Linked DNA regions of Mus musculus: all the other regions are linked to region 1. A link is a contact called in ENCODE Hi-C or POLR2A ChIA-PET data. All regions are on one chromosome and are shown on one strand. Each heading gives the region's core, a stretch centred on a gene start or an enhancer-like site at or near the end of the contact. The rest is flanking DNA. Distances are from core to core; before and after follow the strand shown. Region 1 holds the start of Sh3bp4 (SH3-domain binding protein 4). Region 2 overlaps Sh3bp4 (SH3-domain binding protein 4). Region 3 holds the start of 1700067G17Rik (RIKEN cDNA 1700067G17 gene).

Region 1 (4,294 bases), core at 346-2,845:
TTAGCCAGCACCAACAGGAGAATAGGAGTGTGCTCTGGGATCCCTAGGGCCTGCCTAGATCTTGCTTCCTGGGCAGGGTAGCGAAGCTCTAGGTAGCTTGTTTTACCTAGCTACCTAGATGACACTGTGTAACAGCTAAATGCTCCCCAGCACATTGAAATACAGCCGCTGTCCATCTAAGGATGCCAAAAACGCTCTGCAAACCACCCATTAATTTTTATGGTTGGCCCAGGAAGCAGATTGAGAATCATTACTGTCATTTTTACAAGGCTCGGTACCAAAACCACGGACTGGGCTGAGGTTTCGGCCCTCCCACCACCATTCTCTCCATCTGTACCCACCATCTCATGGGAAACCCCAGTACATCAAAAGGGTACTCATAACTATCAGAAACAGCCTTTGTGGTAAGGCAGGTCAAAAATTCCAAACTTTGGGCACGAGACAATCAAGGGTTTCAAGCAAGGGTTTTCTTGAGGTTAGGCAAGAAGGCGCCAGGTATAATTCAATGATTAAATCTACAAGGCTGCGACATCCCCACCCCCCACCCCCAACGAATGTGGGATCGGCGTAGATCTCGTGTTTATTTCCGCTCTGGACACTCATTGCTTTTATAATCAGAGCAAAAGTTATACGAACTTTATTTCTGCTGCTAAATCACAGAACACCAATCTGATGCACTAACAAGGGAAGAATAAACACGAATAAAGCCCAGCATGGTATTCCCTTTCAAATCTCATAGCTCCACGAGGCTCCACAACCTTCTGCGCACGCAGAGCGGCCAGCCAGCTCTCCGCCACTCCTCCCGCGCGGCATCTGCAGGCGCCCCACACCCGGGAAGGGCCAGCGCCAGCCAGCCCCACAGTCCGCACCGCTAAGCCCCCCAAACCTGCATACTACAACGCCAGATCCCAGCTGGGAGCCTCCTGGCCCCCAAACCCTCTAACAAGACACACTGGGCGGCGCAGGGCGGCTTCACGGTAAACAGCACTTGCAGAACAACGCTCCTCTATCCTAACCGCTCCCACCCGCACACCCCAGCGCTGTCACCTCGGGGCTGCGCGGTCACTCGATCACCAAGACAGAAACTGGAGTTTTCAATTTCATCCTCCAGGAGGGCTCTCCGAAGAAGTTGAAATGTGCATTGTCACCAAGTTTAACCCAAAGCCGCGCTCTCTTCGCTCCTTCTCAGAACCGCGCGGGTGGCGCCGCGACCCCCTCCGCCCTCCCCGCGCCCCGGGCCCTAGCGACCACGATCCGCAGCCCAGGTCGGGCTGTGACCACAGAGGGCAGGGAACCGGGAGCTCAAGGGGCTCGGAGCTGCTCCAGGCTAGCCGCGCCCCAGAGCCCGGGATGCTGCCCAAAGCCACAGCGCGCGCGGGGATAGGGTGCGCCGTCCGACCCTAGGCTCCTACCTGGCTCGCATGGCGCCCCACGGGTCCTGCGGTTCTCTTGTCCTGTGGGGCTCACCCGGCCGGGGGCGCGCGCGACTCCCGGTACCGCGGCCTCAGCGATCGAGGCAGCAGAGGTGGTGAGGTGCCCAGACGCCGCGACAGCCCAGAGCGCTCGGCCCCCGCCAGCGGGCGCAGAGGTGGTCTGGGCCGGGGCGGGGCGCGAGCGCGGGCGGGGCCGGGGCGCAAACAGCGGGCTCCAGGAGGGCGGAGCGCAAGCAGAGACCGCGGGAGGGGCGGGGCCAAAGCTGGGGGCGGAGCGAGGAAGAGGCGGGTCAAGCTCAGGCTGGGGCGTAGGGACCGGGGGCGGAATCGCACTCTCAAGGCGGAGTCTTTGTCGGAGAGGCGGGGCCTAGACGATACTGGGGCAAAAGTGGGCGGGGTGTGCTCAAATGAGCGTGGTCAATATGAGGTTGGAGCAAGTAGGGGCTGTGCCTCGAGCTGGGGGAGGGCAGTTCTTAGTAAAGGCGGGGCCTGGATGAAGGGGGCGGGATGTCCCGGAGGGGCGGGGCCGACTGAGCCGCTGATTTACTTAAAGAAGCGGCTTGGCTTACTGGCGCCTCCAGTGCTCCGGCGCGATTCCCGCCAACACTCCTTGTCTCCTTCCTTAACAGCGCCAGTTAAGAGAGTGGGGTTAGGGCCTCGGGATCTTTACCCCTGGACCCAGAAATGAGCAAAGATGATGGAGACCTCCGGTGCTCTGTTTTGGGGAAGCCTCTGATCCCCCGGGAGTGGTTAAGCAGTAAAACCGAGAAAAAACAAACAAAACTCAGCTTAGGGAACAACTACAAGTGGAGGAGAGCTGCCTGCGAGGCAGATTGCAACTGAATACATGTCAGCATAGTTACACTTCCTCTGCCCAGACTCACATACAGAAGTAGACGCTCGATGCGAGCTCAGTGAATGAACACACTGCGAGGCAGCGGAGCAAAAGCCCAAGCTCATGAGTCATCTCTCACGGGAGTAGACAGAGGCCTGTAGGGGTTGATTGCCTCAGTGAGGTCGAACCAGCCTTTGACTGCTGTGGTGGTGAGGCCAGGGAATGAAGGCTTCCACTTGGAACCAGTGGCAATCATGTCTTCAATGTTGCCACAGATCCAAATCCAGCAGCCCACTGAGTCCATCTTCACTATCATCGCTGGCGACAGATACCATTTATATTTTCTAAGTGACTTCAGACGTTAACACAGATTATCATATTCGGCAAGATCACATGGGAGAGGGCTTCAGAGTCGGAATACTAGCCAGTTTTCTATCTCCCGTGTTCTTTATGCTCCCCTTCCACTCCACCCTTGCACTCGGGCTGCCCGCCTTCCCCCACCCCCACCCCCACCCCGCTCTAGATGTAGTCCTAGTGGAGTCAGGTAGACATACTGGTCAACCTAAGGCTAAGAGGGTAGAATTTCATATTCTCTTAGAACATGGAAACGAGTACAATTACTCCTTAAGTGTAGCTGTCGACCTTAAAAGAAGCAGTCTCCTGAAGGTGCAAGTGACTTACATGGTTGGAGGGGGTGGGGGTGGAGGAGACAAAAGCATCCAGACTGGAGGGCGTGTCAGGAGCCAGCCTGCTGTGCTGGGATCTCTAGGCCTCTGTGTGAGTCACTTGCCTCTGAGTATGAAAATTAAATACAGAGCATAAGCCTCAGCAGAATGCCTAGCACAAAGTAGCCATCACTAAATATTAGCTATTTGTACTGCCGTGACTCCGAATGTCTCCTGTCTAAACCATGTCAGAAAGAGGGAGAGGGAGAATATGCATGAACGTGGGCTGGGGTTATAGCTAGAGTTGGTAGAGTGCTTGCCAAACATGCACAAAGCCATGGGTCCCATCCTCAGCGCCAAGAAATGGGGATGTAGTCACTCAAGCCCACACTCAAGAGATTCAAGGGGGATTCAAGGAAGGTGGATGCAGAAGGATCAAAAGTTGAAGGTCATACTCCCCTACATAGTGAATTCAAGATCAGCCTGGGATGTGTGAGACCCTGTCTTGGAGAATGGAAAGATGGATCAGAGGTTAAGCACTGGTTGCTCTTCCAGAGGGCCACGCTTCGGTTCCTAGCTCCCACAACCATCTCTAACTGGAGTTCCAGGGCATCTGACACTTTCCCTTGCCCTTCACGGCACCAGGCGTACCAGTGGCACACAGACATATATTCAAGCAAACATTCATTTACACAAAATGAAAATAAATCTTTTAAAAAACAAAGACCTGTTGGGTTAGGTGTCATATACCTTAATCCTAGTACTTGCTAAAATGAGGCAGGAGGATTATGAATTCAAAGACAACTTAGATCTACTGCTATACTGAATCTGTCTCAAAAGAAGAACTGCTTATAAAGCATTGAAAAAGACAAGCGAGTTATAAATGATCAAAGGTATAAAAAAAATGAGTCCCCCAAACACTGCAAATGGCCCCGCACATGAAAGACTCCTTAGCTGCACTGAGCAAAATGCTCACAAAGGAACAAGAAGATGAGAAAGCCCAAGTGTGGCCTAGGTGATGCTTGGTGACTGGAAACAAAGGTCAGAGACACATCAAAGTATGGAGCTGGGCAGAAATCCAGACTATAACATGATGCTTTGCCTGGGGGAGCAGAGGGCATGGGCTCCCCTGTCCACCTGGACATAGAATACCGTATAGTCTTCAAGCCAGCTTGCTTCCTGAGCGAGGAGTGGATAGAATTCAGGATCTTGAAGCAAAATAAGGTAGAGAAAAAGGATGCCATGAGTTGGATCTGACTTTGGAAGAACTAAACTGGGGGGGGGGCGTTGGGGGGGAGAACACTGTGTTTATGTTAAGTCATCTGTGAAGCATTCTCTGAGTGTTCTGGAAGGAACGAGGT
Region 2 (3,808 bases), core at 1,164-3,663, 38 kb before region 1:
TAGAATGTCTTCCCTGTCCCCAGGGCACACCTGCTTGAAAAGGCTGTCACATGGGCGGCCTCTTATAAACAGTAAGTAGGCTTAGGTTCCTTTCCTGTCTCCCCCCACCCCAGTCCCCCACTCCACCCCCACTGATCTTGCCCACCTTCAGCTGAAGTCCTTTACTGACTGAAGATGCACAGATTTTGTGGCTGTCTCAAGGCAGAGGTTTTGGAAGACACCAAGAACAACCTCCCGTAGCCACTGCTGGCCTCAGGCCTCCTTGATCACCTGCCAGAAACTGTGAGGTCACACCTGACCCCCAGAGAGGCCCACAGGCACCCAAGGGAGAGACTTGGCACTTGAATGTCAGATGGAGATGGTCTGAGCCGGCTGAGGGTTTCATGCTGGCCGGGCTATGGGCATTAATTACTTTGACTCTGTCTGGGAGCCACTATCTCCTGCTCTATGTCCTGATCCTAACCCACAGCTCAAGAGTGAGCCCATGACTTTGTCCCATAATGCCACACCTCCTAAGGGTCCTATCACCCCTCAGTGGTACCCCAGGCTGATAGTCAAGCCTTCAACACATGGGGCTCTAAGGGGCATTCAAGATACAAGGTACATAACACAAGCTCAAAATTTGTTAGTGACTCTCCACGATGCATAAACTGGTTTTCTAAAGAAAAAGTCGATAGGCAAGCCACCATACATTGATAGAACCCTCCTTTTAGACCATTTAATTTCTTAATTGTATATTTGACATTTAAAGACATTTACCATCCCAATATTAACTTCACCTGTTAATTTCTACTCTGTGGCTCCTTGTGGTTCTCCAAACAGGTCCGTGATGGGATCAGGGATGTGGCACATGCCCAATGACTCCTGTGGCCTCCCAGGTACAGACTAAGAAGTGAGTTAAGGTACCCTGGAGGGCACACAAACCCGGTGGAATTCTAGGCCTGGGCTTTTCTATTTCACACTAACCCCCTGAGCTAAGCCGGAATGAGGCCCTCTCAGAGGCCTATTTTCTCATCTGTAAAATGGGCAGGGAACACAGAGAGCCCTGGGGCCTAAGAAAATTCAAAAGGAGCAGGTGATCATCAAAGCTGCAGGGGACTCTGAGCCACACGCTGGTGTGGAGCTGGTGTGGACCGTAGAGGGGGATGACGTAGTGGGAGAGGACAGGACACACCGGACAGACAGAGAGCTCAGGCTCTCCATGACCTCAGGCTCCCTGCTTGTTCTTACCTGCTGGGCTGAGCTCTGAACTGTCTCAGGTTAGAGAGCACGAGTTAGACAGACTCCCTGGTAGACAGACTAGAGGGAGGGGGAGCGCATGGCTAGGTAATAAAGGTGTCGAATTTCAAGAGGAGGGTTCCTCACCTCCCCACTCCAGACTTGAGACAAAAGCCTGGTAGCCTAAAATAAAAGTCCTGGAGGCTTTGGTCTCCCTTCCCTGCTGAAGGTCCACCTCAGCAAATTCAAGGCTAGGTCAGGACAGGTCACATAACAGTTGTGGGCCCACCAACATTCATCATACCTGTCTTCAAACTAACTAACCCTAAATTAGGGGAGAGAAAACTTCAGACAGACAGACAGACAGACAGACACACACACACACACACACACACACACACACACACACACACACACACACAGCCCTAAAGAGACTGATATCCCTTTGCAGGCATAAAGACATGCGGCTTTACAGACAGAGGGCCTTTTCTCTGTGTGCCTGCTGCATGCCTGTGTTTCTAACCTCATAAAACCCTTCCTTCAACTGCTGACTCTCCCTGCTCCTGTTTGCAGTGTTTCTACAATTTCTACAATGTTACCTGTGGTGCTTAAGACTTTTCCCGCCTTTTAACGAACCTATCAAGCAAGACCCCTATCTATCTATCACAGGTACACGGGCTGGTCACACTGGCCTCAAAGATGACTTGAACACTGCCCCCATCACTTTGAGCAGCAATATGCATGGTCATAGGGCAAAAGATTTTCAACTGGAACCAACTGGGGTCAGGAGCAGGCTAAGCTTTTGCACCTTATATAGCAGGTGTTCTAAGTAAACAACAGAAATGGCAGCGCAGCACTTTGGGCATCGAAACGCTGGGCAGCTCTCTATCACAATGACCTCTGAGCCAATCAGGCTATGAATATAAACACTGAGAACATGGGACAGTTGTTTTCCTGGGACAAAAATCACAGGAACTGACCACTATGTATCACAGCCACCAAGTGTTGGGCTTTCTGAGTGCTGTGATGACTGACGGGGAGTCCCTGAACTGCACCCAAAGATATATCATCTCGGGGTAAGCACCCTTTGCCTACCTCAGCACACTGGGTTCTCAGGTAGGAGACACCAAGGCCCACTGGCTCGCCTGAGATGACAGAGTCACCCCAGGGCACCTCCTATTTCCTCTTCCCTAACATCTCGCTGGCCCTGTGCATCTGGCAGAGCGCCAGAAAAAGCAAACCACACAAATACCACCCAGGAAAGTGCTGGGGCCAAAGAGCAGTCGCACCCTTTAGTCTCCTCCAACACAGATCAGAATAGGGCCTGCTCAACCAGCCTCGACCCGAATAACCAAGAGCAGTAAGGCTGAAGAGGGAGAGCAGAAGCAGCCCCCTGCCCCATTTCCTGTTGCACAACCCTCTGGAAACCACTGTGTTCACCCAGAGAGAATCAAGCCACAGCCACCCATAGTAAATTCAGAGCCCTTCCCCCCCCAAGCCCCCAATGCCAGGCCAAAAGAATGTGTGGAATGTGGATGGCTCTCAGCTTGTTTCCACAACCCAAACACATCACCATCCACAGGGCAAGGAACTGCACTTATAAGGAAAAGGCCTGCTGCTGGCCACTTCCTGGGCATTAAACCCCCAGACCTCAGGAGCCTGAACACTGACCCCAGCCAGGGCTGACAGCTCCTGCATACTTTGTGGTATCCCAGGACACCCAGGCACTCTCCCTACCCTAGTGCACATGTGGACTCGAACACAGACAAGACAAAAAAGATCAGCAGAGACGTAGAAACAAATACCAAGGAGCTTTCTTGGCTTCACAGAGGGCACCGTGGATTTAAAGAAAATGCCTGAACAACTCTTGTAGCCAGCAGTGGGCTTTATGAAAGTGCATATATGTTCCAGAATGGAAGATGACATGACCCAGCAGCTGGTCCTCAAATTGCTTTTGCAGCCTCCAGAGCAGGCACTCTGCACTCAGAGGTAGTAGCCAGAAAGACACAAGGTGCCGCCATGTCATGTGTAAATTCCTCCTCCACTGACTTTACTGGGGACAGTGACAGTCCTACCAGCAGTCAGATGGGAAAGATCAGAAACAAATCCAAGAACACAACACCATGTACCCACTAATCCTCTTCAGCCCTTCCTCCCGACACTCCTGGAAAGGGTGTGTGCGTGTGTGTGATCTCGAACCTCAGGGCCAATGGAACCAACTGCTCATCACTGGACTTGAGAAACTCATGTTAAAATAACAGCTCCTTTGTGCAAAGGCAGGACAGGCCACTGGCCCTGCCCCATGCTGTCACCAGAGACAGCAAGCTGCTGGGCTGGTTTGTCCATAGGACATGAATGGGAATTCTCAGAAAATAAACAGGAACGTGGCCATCCCGGAAACACACAGGTGCCAGCCTCAGGCAACTGACCTTTGCCGGCAGGGCTCACTGAACTGGAGAAGATGAAGGGGGGGTGGGTAATAAGGGAGGTGCTGGTGATACCTGTGAAAGGACACATCACCGGAAACTTCTGAAAGTTATTTCCCCTTGCTTCTGTGAATCTCTGTGTGCTGGAAGCCTTCCTCCTCTCT
Region 3 (4,236 bases), core at 996-3,495, 54 kb after region 1:
TCAAGGATATTTAAGACACTATTGAGATAATGATGGATCTTTGCAAGCACAATGCAAACGAAACTGATGTTAAACCCACCAATCAACCCAGAAACTCGCCTTGAGAAAGCTTTTGGTTGTCAGTATGAGATGGGTCTTTGGAATTGGTGGGTTCTGACAGAGTGGTGTACCTGTGACAAAGGGCGGCACACTATGAAATGGTAAGGGATATAAGGCATACTGTATATGCTGTTTTAGTTGCATTCTTTAGCAGCTTAGAGTAGGAAGGTTTTATTCGACTTACATTTCCAGACCTCAGTCCATCATTAAAGGAAGTCAGGGTGAGAACTCAAGCATGAACTTGAAGCAGAAACCATGGAGGGCTGCTGCTTGCTGGTTCATCAGCAGGCTGTGCTTAGCTAGCTTTCTTGTACAGCCCAGGACCATCTGCCTAGGGAATGGTGCTACCCACAGTGAGCCAATTAGCAATCAAGACAATCCTCCACAGATATGCTTGCAAGCAAGTACAATATCCCTGATTGGAACAGTTGAGTCTCCTACCTCTGGTGACTCTAGGCTATGTCAAGTTTGGACAATTAAAGTTGACTAGGACATATGACATCAGATGAAAACAGAAAAAGCAACTTATACAAAAGTGTGCAGGTCTTTCCCTTACAGTAAAGAAACATAGTATTATATTCATTAGTTGCTTTTCATAAGTTAAGATAATTTTGCATTGGGAAATTATCCCTAGAAAACGAAATATAGAACCATCATATCATCTATTAATAACACACACACACACACACAGACACACACACACCCAGAGAGAGAGAGAAAGAGAGAGAGAGAGAAAGAGAGAGAGAGAGAGAGAGAGAGAGAGGTCACTGCAGTACTGTTCACTATTCACACTGGTTGTGCAACCAACCTGTGTCCATCAATGCAATATGCATAAGGAAAACAGGACATATATACACAATTGAATATACTATTCAGCCCTAAGAAAGGCAATCCTAACATTTGAGACAATTTAAATGAACCTGACATTATGGTATATGAAGAGGTTAGACAAAGAAAGGCAAATACATCATGACCTCAGTGATGTGTGGAATCTAAAAAATATGAGTTCAATACACACACACACACACACACACACGCACATGCACACACATATAGAGAGAGACAGAGACAGAGAGAGACAGAGAAAGAGTAGAACGGTGACTGGATTGTTGAAGGAGGAACTTTGGGGAGTGTCAGTGGAGGAAGACAAACATGATTGGACATAAAGAGTAACTTCAAGAGACTTACCACACGCTACAGCACCAGTATAGTAATAGTTAATATACATATTATGTTCTCAGAAAATGCTAAGAGTTTATATAGTCTCACTTCAAATACTAACTATGCAAAACAACACATACATTAATTAACCAAATTATTCATTGCACAATGTGTATATACTTTGGAATGGCATGCAGTACATGATAATTTATACAATTTTATCTGCCAATTAAAAATGGCTTTTGAGGTGAAGATTATTTTTGGATGAATCAAGATATTTTGGTTATTGTGTTCTAGCGCTGGCTGTGGGCGTGAGAAGAAATCCAGCACAAAAAATCTCTATTAGACGATGCCCTGGGTCACTATAGCGAGGCTCCATCTCCCTCACTGGTCTCTACAGGATACATATGTCTGAGGTGGCCTGGGAAAATTTATTTGTTTTACTTGCCTTTAAATTTCACGGAGTCCAGAAGGCACTTAAAGGAAGGAACTTAGATCACATGTGTCAGAATCCATCTAGTTTCTTGACAGTGAACCACCAGAGCCTGCTGCCTCTAAGAATTAGGGATAGAAAGTCACCTGCAATTTCAGAAAAAACAAAAAACAAAAAACAAAAAACAAGAGTGTTTGCTGAGGAGGGGAGGGAACCCACAGAGGGTTCCTGAGTGGGAAAGCCGCCAAGGAGCTGGAGTTGAGGACCGTGGGCATGGGAAGGCAGTGAGTACCATATCTGATGCTGAAGAAATGGAGCGCTGCTGGCTGAGTAGACCAGGAGCCTGAGAAACATCCCCGCTACTGAGATAGAAGCCAATGGTCTGAAAAAGAGATGGAGGGGAAAGGAAGGGAAGAGGTGTGAGCAGCCCGGAGAGGGGGAGACCTCGTGCACTTCAGGAGGTCGAAACCAAAAGGGAGACGAAGAAAGACAGATGTTTTTTGAGTTAAAGATGGAGTTCGCCCTCCAGGGTCACTAGAACAAAATGGCCTCAGTTAAGAGTCCACACCTAGACTTGGCACCACGAGGCTTCCTTATTCAGGAACAGAGAAGGAACATCGGAACACTGAGTTTCAGGTTGGGGGTGGAGTAACCGCTTTGAAATCAGAAGCAAAACTGGGAACCGCAGAGAGGTAAGGGGAACAGACCCTTTCACTTCCAAGTTGCTTTTAGTTTTGGTTTTTATCATAGCAAAAGAAAGCCAGGCAGAACTGTAAAGAAGGGAGAAAACTTGTCGAATCAGAGAAAATGTTTTATTGTCAGAAATTAGAGAGACAGAGACAGACAGGGGCAAGGGTGAGGGTAGGGGTTGGTTTTTCCTTAATGCAACTCGGAGAAATGTCTTTCCTATCCGGCTTCCAGAAGCTTCCTTGCCTGCGCGTTAGACCTGCTTCTGTGCTGAGTTTTTATATCCTGCCCAGGCTTGGTCACAGAAACCGCCCCGTGCCTCTCCTAGTTTCCACAGCTCCCAGGCACGCAGGTACTTTGGGCGGTGTCTGCACTTTTGCTTGGAGGAGTGCTCTGACCTCATGACTCAGCAGATGCCACGCTTAATTGGAGGTCTGGGAGGGGACGGTAGTTGGCTCCCTTGTGTTTCTCTCCAAAATGGTCCAAGTTTAACGGCTGCCTGTGCTGATCCTGAGCAGGTGTGTGATGGCTGAGAAGGCGTTTTCAGAGCATACAATAGCCTGTTTACCTGCTGTCTTCCCCTCCAACCCCCCTCCTTTAACTATTTCCTCCCTATCCTCCAGAGAGTCTGTCTGTGCCTGAGAATTAAGCTTTTGCCTTCACTTCGTTTTTATATATGGAATCTAATTAAACCTTTCAATTTGATTTTATGTGTGTCTGTATATGGTATATACATGAGGTGTGCACTCAACTGTGTTTGCCCATAGGCTGAAGGTCCATACCAGGTCTCCTCTTCTGGTTTCCATTTTATTCCCTGATACAACCCTCCCTAGATCATCATATCCTGAACTCACAGCCAGGAGAAACATATTTTCTTAATAAAGCACCTCTATTGTTATTGCTAGATCCTTAGTGTGTTTTCTGGTTATGGTAGATTTCAACTTATTTTTCTTGTTTCTCCTCCAGTCGGTGCTGATTGGTCAGTGTTTTCCACATGTTTTCTGGGATGCCTGTCTGACCTTGTCTGGCTGACCAGGCGCAGTGCTAGGGAGATCCTCTGTGTTTTTGAGGTAATTTTGGCTATGCTAAAGGTGTCTTGGAGTGGGGGCTTCCTGCCAGGTGCTCTCCTCTGCCTGTTAATTTTAGTCCAGTGCCCAGTCCCCCACTCTGTCTACAGAGCGTGCTAATCTCTGATTTAGGCTCTGATTTTCTGAATACCACATTGGGTCCCCTGGCCTCACCTCTATTCTGACTTGATTCCATTTGTGTAGTAGGTGTCACCTCCCAATTGCACCCTCTCTTTGAAGGAAAGACCTTTCAATGCACCCTCTCCTAGATGGAGAGAGAAAGTTACAGGACTCATAAGGCTCTCCCCGGGGCAATATACTATTAGAAATTGCTTGAGAGAGGAGACTCTTTGCAGGAGCCAGAGCTGTACATGGCGTTCCAAAGATGCCCCTCTGGCGAGTCCCGTGCTGGGGCTGGCTTTGAGTCATCTATGCTTCTATAAGGAGCATGCTCTTGTAAGTAAAGCACAGGAAGCCCACTGGTTCACCCACCTAAAGCTTGGGTGGAATTGCTTCTCTGCTCTGTCGATGGTACCCTACCTGGGGTTCATGTCTCCCCACATGAACAGAAAAAGTCACATAATACCTCCCACCCTGTTCCTCCCCGAAGACACTTTCTGCCATATTCTATCCATGAATCCAATGTAACTCCACCGTTCTCAGAACACAAAAGACACCTACTTTGAGGCTGCCCTCTCTTCCACTGTGGCCTGGGCCCTGTATCTGCTTCCTTTTTCACCCTGGCTGGCTTTGGAAGTCCTAATGCCTCTGGGATGAGCCTCCTCAGGC

The links. A loop is a pair of places that touch in the nucleus more often than their neighbours do. ChIA-PET counts read pairs that join two places held with the same protein, here RNA polymerase II (POLR2A).
Region 2: a map of heart shows a loop between it and region 1 (1.9-fold over the local background). The contact joins the enhancer-like site here to the promoter of Sh3bp4 in region 1. A Hi-C loop is called at or near these places in 2 of 37 maps with a recorded cell type or tissue (Patski and heart). POLR2A ChIA-PET finds 5 or more read pairs at or near these places in 4 of 5 experiments (Patski and embryonic stem cell).
Region 3: POLR2A ChIA-PET joins it to region 1 with 20 read pairs in embryonic stem cell. The contact joins the promoter of 1700067G17Rik here to the promoter of Sh3bp4 in region 1. POLR2A ChIA-PET finds 5 or more read pairs at or near these places in 4 of 5 experiments (Patski and embryonic stem cell).

What each region holds. Positions count from the first base shown.
Region 1 is chr1:89,067,716-89,072,009 of GRCm38, reverse strand. Sh3bp4 (SH3-domain binding protein 4) reads right to left here and starts at 1,595. Exons shown (of 6, transcript NM_133816.3): 1 at 1,413-1,595.
Region 2 is chr1:89,107,436-89,111,243 of GRCm38, reverse strand. The region is part of intron 2 of Sh3bp4 (SH3-domain binding protein 4); the gene reads right to left. Among named protein-coding and RNA genes, the nearest start is that of Gm34331, 5.8 kb to the right of the region's middle. Within about 2 kb of position 2,413, at least 2 of the 3 ENCODE cell types and tissues checked have a DNase peak (open chromatin) inside an H3K27ac peak, as active enhancers do; they include heart, where a contact is called at or near this core.
Region 3 is chr1:89,014,122-89,018,357 of GRCm38, reverse strand. 1700067G17Rik (RIKEN cDNA 1700067G17 gene) reads right to left here and starts at 2,245. Exons shown (of 3, transcript NR_040471.1): 1 at 1,986-2,245; 2 at 1,709-1,812. Gm34194 (a long non-coding RNA gene) reads left to right here and starts at 2,180. Exons shown (of 9, transcript XR_003947921.1): 1 at 2,180-2,385.